Linked DNA regions of Homo sapiens: region 2 is linked to region 1. A link is an interaction called in ENCODE POLR2A ChIA-PET data of the cell type or tissue named here. Cell type or tissue: K562. All regions are shown on one strand. Links, peaks and the distances in the headings refer to the core of each region. The heading gives the core; the rest is flanking DNA.

Region 1 (9,087 bases), core at 1-5,000:
AGTGAGCTATAATTGTGCCACCGCATTCCAGCCTGGACAAGAGAGCAAGGCCCTGTCTCTAGGGGAAAAACGTTGAAAAACTACGAACTCAAGATTTTTCCTAAGTATTTTCCAGTATCTCAGACCAGGTGTTCTGGCTTCTAGTGCCACATGCTCCCCATTGCCCTCTCATGAGTGCCCATCGCAGAATGGAGGTGCAAGGGAGTAAGACTCTGGACCTGTTATTTATAGCCTGTTGAGGAAGCACCAGAGCTTGAAAACCTGTCCCAGAAAGGTAAATGGTGTCCCTCAGCTCCTTTGCTGACCCAGGGTCACTTCCTCTTGCATTTCTTGTTTTTTTTTTGAGGCGGATTCTCGCTCTGTTGCCCAGGCTGGAGTGCAGTGGCGCGATCTGGGCTCACTGCAAACTCTGCCTCCCGGGTTCATGCCATTCTCCTGCCTCAGCCTCCCGAGTAGCTGGGACTACAGATGCCCGCCAACATGCCCGGCTAATTTTTTGTATTTTTAGTAGAGACGAGGTTTCACCTTGTTAGCCAGGATGGTCTCAATCTGCTGACCTTGTGATCTGCCCGTCTCGGCCTCCCAAAGTGCTGGGATTACAGGCGTGAGCCACCACGCCCGGCCTCTTCCTCTTGCATTTCTGATTCCCACACCTTGCAAGGCAAGTATGGCCATTCAGACATATGGTTCCTAAACTTTTCAAACCCCTTTAACAGGGAAGGGTGCTAATGACCTGAGGTCTTACACACTCCCCCGTACTGGGATTTGCACAACTTGGTGAGGGCAAGTCATTCCATCCTGAACCCCTAGATGTGCCCCATTAGGAGCTCTAGGGAAGCCCAGCAACTACTGCTGTTAGTGCTGCTACTGCAGAGCCAGAAGTTAAGGCACCAAAAATGGAAGTGTCTTATATTGGATTGAATTCCTCTGAAACAGATCCTGAGACAAGGATGTAAGTGCAAAGCATTTTTTGGGAGGTAATCTCAGGAAACACCCATCAGGAGTGGTAAAGTGAGATAGGGAAGGAAAGGAAGTTAATGAAGGGATGTTACCAAGCCAGTTACCACTGTAGGCAACTGGAGCCCTATCCTACTGGGGAACGTCAGGAGATGATATGGGACATGCTGTCATGAGGCAACTCAGGACAAGGAAGCCAGGTGCTTATGCCCCACCCTTTTACCACTTGCCATTTTGCCTCTGGGGCCTTCCACTCTCTGGCACTTCTAGTTTGCCAGGCATGTAGATGTTCTAAGTGGGCAGCCTTGGATGGGCAGAGGTGAATGCCAAGGGCATGTGGATGGGACCTAGGCAAAGCTCACTGAGGTCTCATCAGCATTCTAGCCTGGCTTGGTGTCAACTGAGCTTCATCCTCATCTTCTGTAAAAGGAAGGGAATGATCCATCTCTCCAGCTAGGTGGTGTGAAGTTAGTGGAGATAAAGGTATGGTGGAGCGGGATGATTGACAATTAGAACTAATGCCAACTCCCCATCTCCTGGCACATTAGAGAGAGATTTAGAAGTCAAACACCAAAGAGAATGCCAGTCAGGTTGACTCCAAGGGGAAATGGCTTTAGATTTAGATCTTGATGAAATTTCTGAGTTGGCTGATGATAGAAGCAGGAGCTCCCCAGCCTGCACACAACTACTGGTCAATTCACACCCAACCCACACCAAACCTCAAGGAAGAAAAATCGCTTTCTTCTCAGCTCCAAACTTTGGTTCAATTATTATTCCCCAGTGGACAGGAACTGCCAGGGAAGAAGGACAAAGCTGCTATGGTAATGAAGGACTGTTTACTGATCAGCAGGAAGGAAGGGCAGCCAGAATGAGGTCAGGAACAGATGAATCTGCCCCATTGGGTGGATGGCATGTGTGATTTATAAGCTCTCTCCCTTGAAGATCCAAAAGTTTCTGAGTGGGGAGGGGAATGAAGAATGAAGGAAAGGACTAAGATAGAGACAGAAGTCTGTTTATTCTTCCCTTTCCGCATTATCAGTCAAGGCAGTAAATTCAGCAAATCTACTCGACACTAATCTTGTTAGACTAATTGACTATAATTCAGTTCACTGTGGGGATAATCAGATTTGTGTAAACTTTCACAATAGTCTCCAAAGGCTTCATATATCTTGACGGATATAGTCTTTAAAATGCCCGTGCCCTGGTCTTAGAATGGGAGAGGAGACACCGCAGGCTGGTGGGAAGGAGCGGCTTCAGAACCCAAAGAGATGCACAGAGCCACCCCTTATCTTAGCCCCGCTTTTAGGCCTTCACTCCACCCCCTCCTGGTGAGCTGGCTCCAAAGCTGATGGATGGGACTGAGACTGGCCTGGGTTGGCAGATAGGCATATCTTACGAATGACAGGGTAGTCACCCTGCACCCTTCCAAATCTAATTGTCCGATAATTGCTGATCCAATCAGGAGTGTGTCTGGCATATAATCATCAACAATAAAGGCAATTCTTGTGATTATTAGTCAAGATAATGCATATAAACTTGTTAAAAGGTAAACTTGGGCACACTGAAATTTTAAAGAGTTTATTTGAGTGGACAGCAACTCATGAATCACGCAGGGCCAAATCACAAGCAGTTTGGGTTCCACCAATGGGTGCAAGGAAAAACCTTTTATAAGGTGTTTGGGAAACACAAAGAAAATATTTGCTTGGTTGAAGTGTAAAGTCCCTGCTTGGTCGTTAGCTGGCGGTTTCATATTGGTGAAATCTTTAAAATGAGCATAGTTGGCAGTTTCTGATTGGTTTAGCTTAACTTTCACTTTATGGTTTACGTTGACTTTGATTTTAGTTTGTTTATGTAGGAACTGAAGGTGCTGAAGCCATCTCAGCCTAATGGCCTCTGTGGACAAAAGCAGTCAAACTCTGTAAAATATTTGACAAGGTTTATTCTGAGCCAAATATGAGTGACCAATGGCTCATGACCCAGCCCTCAGGAGATCCTGAGAACATGCACCCAAGGTGGATGGGCTACAACTTGGCTTTATACATTTTAGGGAGACAGAAAACACCAATCAATACATGTTAGATGTACATTGCTTCAGTCTGGAAAGATGGGACAATTGAAGTGCTCTCAGGTAGATTCAAAGATTCTCTGATTGGCAATTGGTTGAAAGAGTTAAGTTATTGTCTAAAGACTTAGAATCACTAGAAAGGAATGTCTGGGCTAAGATAAGGGCTTGTGGAGATGAAGGTTTTATCATGCAGAGAAGGCTGGGCGCAGTGACTCACGCCTGTAATCCCAGCACTTTGGAAGGCCAAGGCGGGCGGATCATGAGGTCAGGAGTTCAAGACCAGCCTGACCAACATGGTGAAACCCCGTCTCTACTAAAAATACAAAAACTAGCTGGGCATGGGGACGTGTGCCTGTAATCCCAGCTACTCAGGAGGCTGAGGCAGGATAATCGCTTAAACCCAGGAGGCAGAGGTTGCAGTGAGCTGAGATCACGCCATTGCACTCCAGCCTGGGTGACAGAGTGAGACTCCATCTCAAAAAAGCAAACAGGCCGGGCGCCGTGGCTCACGCCTGTAATCCCAGCACTTTGGGAGGCCGAGGCGGGCAGATGAGGAGGTCAGGAGATTGAGACCATCCTGGCTAACACAGTGAAACCCTGTCTGTACTAAAAAAAAATACAAAAAATCAGCTGGGCATGGTGGTGGGCGCCTGTAATTCCAGCTACTCAGGAGACTGAGGCAGGAGAATCACTTGAACCCGGGAGGCAGAGGTTGCAGTGAGCTGAGATCGTGCCACTGCACTCCAGCATGGGTGACAAGAGTGAGACTCCGTCTCAAAAAAAAAAAGATATCATGCAGAGGAAGCCTCCAGGTAGCAGGCTTCAGAGAGAATAGATTGTAAATGTTTCTCATCATACTTAAAGAGTCTGTTCCATCAGTCTTAAGGTCTATGTTGATGATAATGCTGGTCAGCATTATCCCCAAAAGTGAGGAAGGTATAATAAGGTGTGTCTGAACACCCCCTCCCATCATGGCCTGAATTGGTTTTTCAGGTCAACTTTGAAATGTCCTTGGTGGAGAGGAAGGTTCCATTCAGATGGTCGGGGGACTTAGAATTTTATTTTTGGTTTACACCCCCCAGTTAAGTATTTTAAATAACGTACATAGCATTGTGTTTGGCATACAGCAAATGCTGAAAAATGTTACCCATTATTATCAAGAAAAAAGTCCTTTTGACCTTAGAGATCTCCCAGTCTAATGGGTATGAGGATTGCAAGAGAAGGTGTCAGGAGCTCAGGAGAGGAGGAAAGGGAGAGAGAGAGCTGAGCTTTCAGGTGTTGAAGTTGATGATTAAAGCAAGCTGTAAATAAAAACATTAAGCCTTTAGTTACTGTGATAGTATAAGCGAGGGGCTAAAACTGGGGGAAGCACCGGCATCCCCTGTTCCAGCTTTCGTGAGACAGCAGCGCACCAGTTGAAGGTCAGGTGGATCAGCATAGACCTAGGGTTTCACTGTTGAGAAAGCCCCCAACAAAAGGCTGTGGCCGCTTTATGGACCTTGGAGTTGAGGAAGGGCAAGGGGAAAGGTCTAGAAGTGAAGTCCTGAGTACTGAGTTAGAGTGGAGAACAGTATCTTCAAGGTTTTCTTCCTTCCCCCGATTAAGGAGACCTGGACAGAAGTCCTCTGAAGAGGTCACCTGAAGAGAACCTCTGCCTGAGGCCTCAGAGAAAGAGATGTAGGAATGTGGGGCACTGAATGGGCTAGGAATGTAGATATGTATAAGAACATGGCCCACAGCAGGCCTTGAGACCTTGACTGCGGCTCCCTCCAAGGCTGAGATGCACTAGTGGTAAGCTGAGACTGCTGCAGGAGGGCAGCCTGCCTGGGAGACCTGGCAGGTGAAGCCTTCCTAACTGCTGTGAAGCAGGCTCACTTTTGTGAATCCAGTGAGACCAAACACAATGATACTTGAGTTATATGAAGCAGGTTTATCACTTACAGGTAGGCAGCAAAGGACAACAGATGCCAAGGACTCACTGTGACCCAGTTCTCCATGGCTCAGAAAGCTGCCCGGGGCGGGGAGTCTCCACTGCGCGTGCCCCTGTAAGGCAGTCCACCTGGGTTATATACCTTGGGGTCACATGACACACAGGACTCGTGTTGAAGGCCATGCTGTGCAAGGGGGGACTGGAACAGAGCCCGGGCTGTTCCAGCCAACTTTCCCCTTATCTCAGGATTTTGCATTCCCAGCACATTCTATAGTTATTCTTGAGAACTACAAGCAAGAAAGGAGAACTGGGTGGTTCAGGCCTTGTGTCAAGGCTGAAAAATCACATGTGGGTTTTTAATCGGGAGCCAGACTCCTCAGAAGGTTGACAATAAGGGAATGTCAGATCAGCAATGTTTTCTACAAGGCAAGACCAGGCCAGTGAATATAAGGTTAGGAACAGAAGCACGGAAACTTGAATGAGTTAGCCCGTGCTTTGAACTTAGGAGTTCTAATCAACTTTGCAGGCGAGGACACTGAAATAGTTCAAGACTTTGTTTTCAGTGAGTCTCTCTGGTCTCTTCTCTTTCGAGATCCCAGTTGGTGTTATAGAGAGGAAAGAAAAACTGAAACAAGGCAACTGTGTTTTCATTCTGATAAGATCTGTCCACCCGTCACCCTTTCACCTCCACCCCACTACCCCCAGCTATCTGCAAGGCCACTGGCTATGAAAGTAACAAGTTCCCTTTAGTGTGAAGAGGACTCTAGGACTTCACACTGTTTAGGGGGAGCAGAAGACGGCCCTGGGGAATGCAAGAAGTTTCTCTGCTACAAAAGAGTTGGCAAATAAGTTTTCATTTCAAGTAATTTTCTCCCCTTTGTCCTTTAACCCCAGGAGATTAGAGAAATGGTTACTGACAGTTCTTGTAATTTGCATTTCAAAGTGGTGTATGCAAAAATAACACATTTCAGCACTCACTCCATTAGCATATTAAAACAAATTGGCTTTGGGTCCTTGCCATTTATTTCATTCTAACTCCAAGTCCCCTAATGCATTTAGGAAAAAAAGAAGGGAGGTAAGGAAGAGACAAAAGTGGAGCAGGGCCCAGGTGCGATGGCTCACACCTGTATTCCCAGCACTTTGGGAGGCTGAGGCGGGCGGATCACCGGAGGTCGGGAGTTTGAGACCAGCCTGAGCAATATGGAGAAACCCCACCTCTACTAAAAATACAAAATTAGCTGGGCGTGGTGGCGCATGCCTGTAATCCCAGCTACTCGGTAGGCTGAGGCAGGAGAATCACTTGAACCCGGGAGGCAGAGGTTGCGGTGAGCCAAAATCATGTAGCCTGGGCAACAAGAGCGAAGCTCCATCTCAAAAAAAAAAAAAAAAAAAAAGGTGGAGCAGGGACCTGTGGAGCTACCCCTGTGTGTGTGTGTGTGTATATGTGTGCGTGTGTGTGTGTGTGTGTGTGTGTGTGTGTGTGAGAGAGAGAGAGAGAGAGAGACAGAGAGAGAGTGTGTGTATTGGGTACAGAGAAATTCATGGAGGGGATCTGGCCTAAAGGAAACTGCCCCTAATGAATGGAAATTGGTTGGGTGAACTAATTGATTCGTTGAAATGTTTTTCTCTCTCAACTCCCACTCCACCCTCTTGCCTCTAGAGGAAGGAAGGCAAAAAAGAAAGTAGAGAAGGCAGCCTAATTATAATCCCGTCTGGCTGGTGAAGCAGGGAGCACCCAAGGAAGGCTGAAGAGCTCAAGCTTAGGCTCCTGAGGCACCTTCTTCATCTCTGTGCACCCAGGCCCAGGCCTGCGGAATTCCGACACTCCAGATTGAATGGTTGCTGTGAGATGAATGTGGGAAGATGTCCTATCCTCCAGGAAAACGAGAGGACACCTCCTTGGGAGATCCTCTCTACCCCACCACTGTTGTTATTGATCAAAAATCCTCTGGTCTCTTTCGTGGGTGTATTTAGATGATGTGGTTATCTATGAGGGGTTCTTAAAGAAAATAGAAACTGCAGGTGAGGGGAAGTTCAAGTATAATTTTCGAAAAGTTAAAAGATGATTCTCTTGTAAATATATAGTGAGCATTTATTTAACTCATTAATGAGGGAATGGGCAGAATGGTAAAGCCATTTCAAAGAAGGATATATGATACAGTATATATGGACAGAGAAAGAAAATTTGCTAAGTTAACTATAAAACTTTGTTAATGCCCTATGAGACAATACAATGGTAACCTTTGTATCTATCTTTTCTATGGGGCAGAGGTGCTATCATTTGCACTTCTACTGGACAAAAAATTATTTACAACTTTTCCTCTTCAAATGAATTGCACGTGAAGGGAGATTGCTAAGTAGGTCCACTCAGCCCTGGGGGAGGAAGAAAGCCTGTCCTTTCCAGGCTGTGGGCTGCAGTAAGCATGGCAAGAGCAAAAGGACAGGGTGAGAAGGTGCAAAGCAGTGGGGAGCCTTAATATCCACGGCTCAAATATTAAAGAAAGGGGCACTTAATTAGAGAGAGCCTAGAATGAGTGAATGAAACATGAAATTTAGAATCAGAAACACCTGTATGCAAAGTAGAGTGTCTGCATTATCTCTTGCTTAACTTTTCAGACATGGTTTTCTCTTCTGTAAAATGAGTTATGTGAAGATTAAATTAGTTACTATAATGAACGTAAAGAGCCTGGCTCAGATTATGAAGTGAAAAATAGTAGTTGCTAATATTATTACAATTGTATAATATTTACATAGTTGACAGTGTAGATCCCTGAATTGGGAAAATATATGTAAAGAAAGTAGGCCGGGTGTGGTAGCTCACGCCTGTAATCCCAGCACTTTGGGAGGCTGAGGCAGGTGGATCACCTGAGGTCAGGAGTTCCAGGCCAGCCTGGCCAACATGGTGAAACCGCATCTCTACTAAAAATACAAAAATTAGCCAGGCCTGGTGGCAGGCACCTGTAATCCCAGCTACTTGGGAGGCTGAGGCAGGAGAATCACTTGAACCTGGGAGGCAGAGGTTGCAGTGAGCCAAGATCGCTCCGCTGCACTCCAGCCTGGGCAACAGAGTGAGACTCCGTCTCAAAAAAAGAAAAAAAAAAAAAAGAGAGAGAGAGAGAAAGAAAGAAAAGATAAGATTAGATTGATAGTTCTTGTGGGTCCATTCTCTGAAATTCCGAATGTTAGCCACAGAATGTTAGCCTAAAGCTCATTCCTCCAACCTTTTGACAATTTTATAAGAATCTAATTATCTGTATTACATTTCTTGCAGCTTAAAATAGCTAGAGTGGTTGGTTTCCTGCACTGACCCTGACTGACAAATGAGTTTGAGAGCACAGGCCAAAGGGAACAGTGTCAGAGACTCAACACGATAAATACATCATCCAGGAAGAGAAACTAGAGCTGCTCATTGCTGTGAGTTTCTCTCTTATATCAACAAAATTCTTCCCTCATCAGTTAAACCCATTTACTCTTTTACTCTCCTCTGTAGAAAACCAGAAGAGCAAGATGTTGGAGAATTAATATCTGCTAGAGAAATATGCATCTCAGCCTGGACTAATTGGTGCCTGGAACATGATGGTAGGTCTCCTACTCACAAATTGGATGGTGATGGAAAGGCCATCCTGATGAGCCTTCCAAAAGTTTTGTCAGAAGACAGAGTGATGTTGGATAACACTACTGAGCCACAACTTCCATCCACGCAAGACTTAATATATTTCCTGGGACAAAAGTACCTAGGAAACCAAAAGCCTTTCACCTTATCCCTTGAAGCTAATTTCCCTTTGGCTGACACTGTGCAGCAAAGTGTATTAATATCCATGATGGGTGATCAGCCTTCAATAAATAATGCTGGTTGTTCTAATGTACCTGGCATGAAATATTCAGAGCTATTAATGCATTTCAGTTTAAATAATCACCAGGGCTTTTGTCCAAATCAGTGGTGAGCTTAGGTTGTATTATCTTTTTTTGTACATATCAGATGTGGAGTGCAGGCTGAAAGTTCCAGGAAGAAGCATTAGGCCACTGACCCTGTGGAGAAGGTGGGGACTATGTGGTGCAGGAATATGTGATGGGGAGTGGCCCAACCCCTAGCTTGGGGTCCAGGATTCCTGGGTCCTGTCCCAAACTGAAGTAT
Region 2 (9,839 bases), core at 2,532-7,531, 58 kb before region 1:
CCTCCCTGCTCAGTAGAACCAAGACTGATATTCCCCTTTTCTTGCCCTACTCCAGTTTATTTTCTTGTTTTTGACAATGGGGTGAACAATGGTGCCAGCTTCTTACTAGAGTGTAAATATCAGAACTCACAACTCAGAATCTCTGCCGATGGTGGGCTCATGGGGTGGGGTAGGTAGGGAGTTGGTCAAAGATCGTCCCCTCTCCCCTCTCCCCTCTCCCCTCTCCCCTCTCCCCTCTCCCCTCTCCCCTCTTCCCTCTTCCCTCTTCCCTCTCCTGCCATGATCTCAGCTCGCTGCAACCTCCCTGCCTCGGACTCCCGTGATTGGCCTGCCGAGTGCCTGGGATTGCAGGCACGCGCCGCCACACCTGACTGGTTTTTGTATTTTTGGTGGAGACGGGGTTTCGCCGTGTTGACTGGGCTAGTCTCCAGCTCCTGACCTCGAGTGATCTGCCCGCCTTGGCCTCCCGAGGTGCTGGGATTGCAGACGGAGTCTCGCTCACTCAGTGCTCAATGTTGCCCAGGCTGGAGTGCAGTGGCGTGATCTCGGCTCGCTACAACCTTCACCTCCCAGCCGCCTGGCTTGGCCTCCCAAAGTGCTAAGATTACAGCCTCTGCCTGGCCGCCACCCCATCTGGGAAGTGAGGAGCGCCTCTGCCCGGCCGCCGCCCCGTCTAGGAAGTGAGGAGCGCCTCTGCCTGGCCGCTGTGCAATCTTCCAAGTGTGAAGTGACAGCCTTTCTGCAGGTGTACCCAACAGCTCCGAAGAGACAGTGACCATCGAGAACAGGCCATGATGACGATGGCGGTTTTGTCGAAAAGAAAAGGGGGAAATGTTGGGAAAAGAAAGAGAGGTCAGATTGTTACTGTGTCTGTGTAGAAAGAAGTAGACATAGGAGACTCCATTTTGTTCTGTACTAAGTAAAATTCTTCTGCCTTGGGATGCTGTTAATCTATAACCTTACCCCCAACCCTGTGCTCTCTGAAACATGTGCTGTGTCAACTCAGGGTTAAATGGATTAAGGGCGGTGCAAGATGTGCTTTGTTAAACAGATGCTTGAAGGCAGCATGCTCTTTTAAGAGTCATCACAACTCCCTAATCTTAAGTACCCAGGGACACAAACACTGCAGAAGGAAAGCCGCAGGGACCTCTGCCTAGGAAAACCAGAGACCTTTGTTCACATGTTTATCTGCTGACCTTCTCTCCACTATTTTCCTATGACCCTGCCACATCCCCCTCTCCGAGAAACACCCAAGAATGATCAATAAATACTAAAATAAATAAATAAATAAATAAAATAAAATAGTGGCTAGACAGAAAAAAAAAAAGAAGAAGATCGTCATTACCTCCTTTAAGGTTGGAGGATGGAGGGTGGGGATGGATTAAGGGATTGGCAAACATTTTCTGGAAAAGGCCAGATAGTAAATATTTCAAGCTTGGCAGCTCACATACAGTCTCTGTTGCATACTCTTTGTTTTTATTGTTGATTTTTTGTTTGTTTGTTTGTTTCATTTTGTTTTAAAATATCTTTAATATACAAAAGCTAGTCTTATTAATAGCTCAAGTCTTAGCTGTATAGAAACAGAATCTGGGTCTGTTTCAGAAGGATGCCAATCTGATGAACCTTTGAAGGCAGGCCATCTCTGCAGTGTGGGACTGCCTCCCAGCCTCCTTGCCTGACTTCTGTGCAATGGGAACCTGAGCATGAGGGCTGGGTCAGGTTTTGTTTTTCTCCTAATGCTTCTTGAGAGATTGGTGAGTGAATTATTTAGGCTACAAATGAGACAGCTTTAGCAGAGTCAGACAATAACAGCCTGTTCTCCTGGAGGCCAGAATAGGGGCTTTTCTCCAGTCATTCTGCACCCTCAAGACTGTGTCCAGGAAGGAGGGAGAGGGCTCGAGCCCCCTGCCCATCTGCTGCATCCACAAGCTGGTGGGCTCTGAGCTGGGGATTGAGCCTGAGAGCAGGGATCATGCTATACAAACTCTCTCCTGAGTTGCCAACCACTGCCAGCCTCTGCCTCAGCCAAAGTCTGGGTTCTGCAACCTTCCCTGACCTCCCTCACCCCTGCTACAGAGAAGACCTCTTTCCTTTGACACATGCTGGAATTTGCTAACTCCTAATTCATTTTTTTTAACTCCTCAAGCCTTCATTTCCTCCTTACCTTTTCATATATTTTTTTGGTGGGCCTTGAGGGGTATCTTTTATATAGCCAGAAGACCCCTACATAGGAGGGTCTGATGGAGAAGGGAAAGTGTCCCACCTCCCCCACAATAGCATCCTAGGGTCCTGTTTCCAACTGAATCAATATTTATGTGCGTTTTTTAGCTACAGTTTAAAAATGCAAATTAATTTTCCTGGAACATAGGGTTCCTGGAGTCATTTATCTTCCTCTTCTCCCCTTACTGGATTGGAATCTCAGTCCCTGAAGTTAGCTGGTACCCACACTGTCCTCAGCTGTGAAGGCCTTAGGAAGGTTACCAACCACAGGAGATCATGTGGCTAACTTCTGTTGGCATCCTAGCAGTTTCATTGAGGCCTATGAGTGACATCCTAATTAACGGTCCCCAGACAGTTGCCTGGATTGAGGCTGCAACTTCCTAAAATCACAAGCTTACAGCTAGAAGGGATTTTAATGTTTTCTTTCTTTCTTTTTTTTTTTTTTTTTTTTTTTTTTTTTTTTTTTTGAGACAGTGTCTCCCTCTGTTGCCCAGGCTGGAGTACAGTGGCATAATCATGGCTTACTGCAGCCTTGGCCTCTTGGGCTCAAGCAATCCTCTCACCTCAGCTTCCTGAGTAGCTGGCACTAATGGCATGTGCTGCCACATCCTTTTTTTTTTTTTTGTAGAATAGAGACAGGGTCTTCCTATGTTGCCCAGACTGGTCTTGTCTTGAACGTCCGGCCTCGAGCAATCCTCCTGCCTCAGCCTCCCAAAGTGCTGCGATTACAGGTGTGAGGCACCACACCCAGCTTGCAAGGGATTTTAGAGACCAGTTAGCCAACTCCCTCATTTGACAGAAAAGGGAGGCTCAGAGAGGCTAGGTGATTTGTCACATAGCAAGCTGTTGATGTGTCCTGTCCAGTGATCCAGACGGTGTTCTTTCTACTACTACACATCAAGTTTAGATGAGGAACCTGAAAAGAAGCTGGGATTTTAACAAGGATGAATGTGAAAGTGTCCCATTCTAAAGTCAATCAACCTTGCGAGTGCAAGGGAACAGAATGAAGAATGGGAAACATGGAGAGATATATACACAGAAGGAGGGCAGGAGGAACAAAAAAGAGGGATTGAGATCACTCATTCAGAAGAACACAATGCACAGCACAAAATAATAAGAACAGAACTGATGCCACATCCAAAACAATTGATTTTTATCCTTTCTCAAGGAGACAGAATGGAGCCCCTGTTAACCTTAGAGAGATCAGCGAAGCCACTTGGATGGCTTCTGGGTTCTTCAGGCTGCATACTAAAGCCCATGGGCTAAATCTGGCCTGCTGCCTTTTTGTAAATAAAGTTTTATTGGAACTTAACTATGCTTATTTGTGTCTTCCTGTCTGACTATTTTTATACTAAACAGCAGAGTTGAGTCATTTTGAAGAGCCCATATGGATCACAAAGTCTAAAATATTTATCTAATCCTTTGTTTTTTGTTTTTGAGATAGAGTTTTGCTCTTGTTGCCCAGGCTGGAGTGCAGTGGTGCAATCTTGGCTCACTGCAACCTCCGCCTCCCGGGTTCAAGCGATTCTCCTGTCTCAGCCTCCCAAGTAGCAGGGATTACAGGTACACGCTACCACACCTGGCTAATTTTTGTATTTTTAGTAGAGATGGGGTTTCATCATATTGGTCAGGCTAGTCTCGAACTCCTGACCTCAGGTGATCCACCTGCCTTGGCCTCCCAAAGTGCTGGGATTACAGGCATGAGCCACCACGCCCAGCCCATTATCTGAGCCTTTGTACAAAAATTTTGCCAACTGATGCCTTGGTGTTTTAGTTGAATCTTTCTCAACATACTTTTGCAATCTGGAAATGATGACTCTGCATTGTTTTCCTGAGTTTAGGGATATATATACATATATATATTTGAGGCTGTGCCTCTGCCTGCTTTAATCCCTTCCAGTGCCACCTGTGATATCTAACAAGCAAAGAAATGAAGACGTAAAGACTAAGAAGCCAAGAGAAAGACTTCAGGACAGATGCTTCCCTAATATGCTGTCACACCCTAGATCAGTTCAGTTCATATTTTCCAGGTTCATGTAACTTCTGCTTTTAAGCTTAAGGAAAATAACTGCATGTGCACCCATGTGTGAAGATGTAATTGTGTGTGCATGTATGCTGCTGGTGTTTCTTTTTTTTTTTTTGAGACGGAGTCTCGCTCTATTGCCCAGGCTGGAGTGCAGTGGCGCTATCTCAGCTCACTGCAAGCTCCGCCTCCTGGGTTCATGCCATTCTCCTGCCTCAGCCTCCCGAGTAGCTGGGACTACAGGCGCCCACCACCGCGCCCGGCTAATTTTTTTTTTGTATTTTTAGTAGAGACGGGGTTTCACCGTGTTAGCCAGGATGGTCTCGATCTCCTGACCTCGTGATCCGCCCGTCTAGGCCTCCCAAAGTGCTGGGATTACAGGCGTGAGCCACTGAGACCGGACTTGCTGCTGGTGTTTCTGTGTGTCTGTGGATTTGAGTATCTCCATGCCTACAAGCAAGGACAATATTCACAATACATAAAAACCAGTTTAGCACAGAGACTGACTCATCAAGACAGGTGCCAGCCCAGGGCACACTGGCAGCACACAACCCAGCACACAACTGCACATTCCCACTCCTCCTGCTATGGCTGAGATGGACTCCAGAACAGAGGAAGGCTCACTTCCCTCTTCCCCACAATGTGAGCAGCTAAGATGGTTTCTGATTTCCTGGGACTTGTGATTTGTCATCAAGCGTGAGTCTAGGCATGTGCATGGGCACAGCAGCTACTGGGCTCATATGGCTCTAAACACTCTATTTAAAATAGATATGTAGACTGGGCATAAGGAGGACCAAGCAACTACCTTTCAAACCATACATGAGGGTACAAACTCCCCTTCAGTCTGGTCTAGAGGAAGTGGATTCCAGCCATTTTTAAAAGGCTAGATTGACCACAAGGCTGGGTGATTGGCGATACACCGTAGCTTCTATTAGTGAAACTCTACCATGTGTCAAACATATATTAAATGGGACTCTTCCCATCTCAAAATTCGGACAGAGGCCCTAAAGATCAGGTAAAATAAAATTGACTATCAACTATACTAAACTCCTCCCACATTCTAAATCAAAATGCTAGACTTGCAAAAGGGGTGATGAATAGCTGTTACCCACCTCCAGACTGCATGAGAAAGGGCTAAGAACTAAGGTTGAAAAGCAGGCGGTAGTGAAGATCTGACTGGAGAGAGTTGTCACTTTCTTCCACCCTGGCCAATGGTGTGATTCTTTCTTACTGTAAGCCACTTCAGAGGGGGTTCCAGAGAAGAACTCCAAGAGCTTGACTTGAATCCATTGGAGCGTATGGGACCCAGGAACTCAGACCTGAAAATAATCTGAAGGCGAGTGGCTATGGCTGGCTGGTTGCTCTGGAGAGAGTCCAGAGGACCACCTTGAGAGTGAGCTGCCCCCAAGAGCTCAGCAGAGCGCGATGTTTGCATGTTTTCCACAGGCCAAAAGTGGACTGCCCAAGAGGGCTGCCTGGAAGAGAGAGGTGAACCCAGCTAGGGAGGGATTACCGAAGCCAGGAGTCTGAGAGGGAGTCATAAGTGGCCAGTGGAAGGAGACATCACCCACATCAAGGGATTTGTAAACAGGGGATCCCCAGCAATAGGGCATCTTCCAGAAATCCAGGAAAGTATCCTCTCACACAAGATAATGCCCAGACTCTGAGATGGAAAGAGACTTAGAGAGACTCATAGACATCAAATAATTCATTCAATATCAAGCAGCTAAGTAAATGGCATGTGGTAGTTTTGTATTGTGTCAGTTTGGGTAAGCTGGAGCTACATTTCCCAGAATCCCATCCCCTGCGTGGTTCTGGTTTAGAGTTGGCCAAAAGATTAATTTGTGAATGATTTGTAAGGCAGAGAAGCGAAGCAGCTGCCACAATTACTTTCTGAAGGCTGTCATAGGTTAGAAGTGTCAGCAGGTTCCAGGTTATACTTATTCTCACCCACTCCACATTTAGCCTTACTTGGCAACTCCTGGCCCTTCCGACCAACAAAAACTGAAAAGCCCAGACCAACCCCAGATACAGAGGCAATAGACTTTCATAAACTTCTCCTCTCTAGGATCCTGCTCCAGCAGCTGGCATTCCTGAGTCCAGAAAGTTTGATTAGTGGCTTTTCTCTGGTCCTCCAACTTCTTCATTCAAACCTTTACTCTCCCAGTTTCTCCAGCAATTCTGTAAAGCCACCCTCCCATAATAAATCTCTTATTACACAACACTCTTAGTGTTTCTCCTTCCCTGATGGAACCCTGACCGATACCATTAGTATCAATCATAAACATCAAGTAGGTATTGGAAATGGCTCCAGAGGAATAGAACATTAGGGATAAAAATTTCGAACTGATCTGGTTAGATTGAAAGGCATTAATGATCCTATTACCATTGGTATAGGTGACACTGGTAAATCATGGCATGCAGTGGCAAGAGAGGTACATGAATTATCACCTGTAGTCACCTGTAATACAAACGTCTTTAAAGGCAAGTCTTTGGCTGGCCAAGTAGTTGCCCCCACTGAACATTTTAATGGAAATAGAGAGCAAAGGAGTGTTCGTTGATTGCTTCTAAGTGTACTCAAACATGTGGAGGAAGAAAATGATGAGCTCAGGACTTTAAATGCCAAGCTCAAGGTTTGATTACAGGAGCAGGATGCTTCTATTATTGCCTTAAAAGAAACCCTCATTCTGCTGGGCGCAGTGGCTCAAGCCTGTAATCCCAGTACTTTGGGGGGCCAAGACGGGAGAATCCCCTGAGGTCAGTAGCTCGAGACCAGCCTGGCCAACATGGTGAAACCCCCGTCTCTACCAAAAACACAAAAATTAACCGGGCGTCACGGCACATGCTTGTAATCCCAGCTACTTGGGAGGCTGAGTGAGGAAGGAGAATCGCTTGAACCCAGGAAGCTGAGGTGAGCTGAGATCGCACCACTGCACTCCAGCCTGGGTGACAGAGTAAGACTCTGTCTGTAAATAAATACATAAATAAAAGTTTAAAAATCATCATAAGGCTGGGCGCGGTGGCTCATGCTTGTAATCCCAGCATTTTCGGAGGCCAAGGTGGGCGGATCACCTGAGGTCAGAAGTTCGAGACCAGCCTGACCTACATGGAGAAACCCCATCTCTACTAAAAATACAAAATTAGCTGAGCGTGGTGGCACATACCTGTATTCCCAGCTACTCGAGAGGCTGAGGCAGGAGAAACACTTGAACCTGGGAGGCGGAAGTTGCAGTGTGCCGAGATCCCGCCATTGCATTCCAGCTTGGGCAACAAGAGCAAAATTCCGTCCCAGAATAAAAAAAAAACAAAAAACAAAAAACAAACAAAAAAAAACCATATAAAAAAAAGAAAGAAACCTTTATTTCCTGTAGCGCCAGAGGTGAAATTTCTGAAAACCAAAATGGCCAGTCTTGACTTCAGTGTAATAGAAGTCACTGTTGTGCCCCATGGTGGAGACATTCTTCTCTTAGAACCCAATACCACTAAATCAGTGGGGCCCAGAGTCTTGGGATCAGGAAGTAACATTTTAATGGTGAATCATTAGGGATGACAGTGAGAAGAGTCACTCCTATTTTCCATCTCATATTGGAAATTCCACTGACTCATGCAATGAGAGCTACTGTGGTGGAAAATGCCAGGTGGAAGCCTTTAGAATGGCCTGTACCTATCAAAATAGTAAGCCCAAAGCAATTTTGTTCCAGAGATTACTGTCACCATAAGAACTTGAAAGATGTAGTAGTAGTGATTTCTACCATATCTTCTTTCAACTTGCAGAATACAGATGGATCTTGGAGAATGACAGTAGATTATCACAAACTTAATCAGGGTGGCTCCAATTTCAGCCTCTATTCCAGATGTGATTTCTTTTTCCTTTTTTTTTTTTTTTTTTTTTTTGAGGCAGGGTCTCACTCTGTCACTCAGACTAGAGTGCAGTAGTGGCATCATGGCTCACTGCAGCCTCAACCTCCCCAGGCTCAGGTTATCCTCCCACCTCAGCCTCCTGAGTAGCTGAGACTACACGTGTGCACCACCATGCCTGGCTAATTTTTGTATTTCTTGTAGAGATGGGGTTTTGCCATGTTGTCCAGGCTGGTCTCGAACTCTTGGGCTCAAGTAATCTGCCTGCCTCAGCCTCCCAAAGTACTGGGATTACAGATGTGAGCCACTGCACCCAGCCCGGATGTGGTTTCTTTACTGGAGCAAAGATGGTTTTGGTACCTGGTATGCAACTAATGGCCTATTATTGAGTAAAGAAATGTTTATTTATTTTTATTTTTATTTTTTTGAGACAGAGTCTTGCCCTGTCACCCATGCTGGAGTGCAGTGGCACAATCTCGGCTCACTGCAGACTCTGCCTCCCGGGTTCCAGTGATTCTCCTGCCTCAGCCTCCTGGGTAGCTGGGATTACAGGGGCCCGCCACCATGTCTGGCTAATTTTTGTATTTTTAGTAGAGACAGGGGTTTCACCATGTTGGCCAGGCTGGTCTCGAACTCCTGACCTCAGGTGATCCACCCCACTTGGCCTCCCAAAGTGCTGGGATTATAGGCATAAGCCACCGCGCCCAGCCTATTCTTTATGTCTGTTAGGAAAGATCACCGAAGCAGTTTACTTTCAACTGGTAGGGCCAGCACTACACCTTCAATCTCCTTCCTCAGTGGTTTATCAACCATATGGAAGATAATTGCAGCACTGCTGCCCCACTCATAGAAGACCCTAAATGATAGTGGTAAAGGAAAATCCCACCATTCTACAGAATTCTGAGCAGTACAAAGGAGAGATAGTCAGAGGTACAGATACACACACACACACACACACACACACGCTCCTCCACTTCACACACAAATTCTTCCCCACTTCACATCTATAGCAACTCCTGGCCCTTCTGACCAACAGAAACCAAAACACCCAGGCCAACCCCAGATGCAGCCACAAATTGTGTGTGTGTGCCACGGGTGGCTGAAAGTTTGACTTTCAGGTTATTGATACTTAGGGTATTGGAGGGAACACATTTGGAAAACTGATGATAAAGAAGTCTGGAGAAGAACTATGCAAATGAACTGTCATGAGCTGACACAAAGTGTGAAAATATTCATGTATTACATGAATGCTCGCCAAAGTGCAACTTCAGTAGAGGAGGATTTTAATAATCAGACCACTAAGATGCCACATTCTTTCCCCAGTCATTTCCTCCAGTCATCCCTGTCTTTGGCCAGTGGCTCATGATCAAAGTGTACATGGTGGCGAGGGTAGAAGATATGCATGGCGCAGCAACATGGGCTTCCACTCATCAAATTGGATCTGTCTATAGCCGCTGCTGGGTGTCCAATCTGCCAAGGGCAGAGACCAACACTGAAACCTGAAGAAGGTAGTATTCCCCAGACTGAATAGCCACCACTTGGTGGCAGGTTGATTACATTGGAACACTTTCATCACAAGAGAGGCAACACTTCTCCTAGTAGACACTCACTTTGGATATGGACTTCTTTTCCCAGTCCACATGCTGCTGACAAAAACACCAACTTACAGAATATCTTTTTCATTGTTATAGTATTCCACTAAGCATAGCTTCTTACCAGGGAACTCATCTTACAACAA

What was found. Peaks named below come from ENCODE experiments on the same cell type or tissue, not always from the same donor. Only the 100,000 strongest peaks of a DNase experiment are listed, where the experiment ranks them.
Region 2: POLR2A ChIA-PET joins it to region 1 with 6 read pairs; 12 of 35 experiments call an interaction of 5 or more read pairs at or near these places.

The regions. Positions count from the first base shown.
Region 1 is chr1:112,789,150-112,798,236 of GRCh38, forward strand. No RefSeq gene overlaps it. Among named protein-coding and RNA genes, the nearest start is that of NUTF2P4, 46 kb to the left of the region's middle. RefSeq lists enhancers at 2,289-2,863, 2,864-3,436. In K562, for the core only: no CTCF peak of the experiment used is centred there; a DNase peak (open chromatin) is centred at 2,272; H3K27me3 peaks cover 1,455 bases.
Region 2 is chr1:112,728,138-112,737,976 of GRCh38, forward strand. No RefSeq gene overlaps it. Among named protein-coding and RNA genes, the nearest start is that of TAFA3, 14 kb to the left of the region's middle. In K562, for the core only: no CTCF peak of the experiment used is centred there; no DNase peak of the experiment used is centred there; H3K27me3 peaks cover 1,670 bases.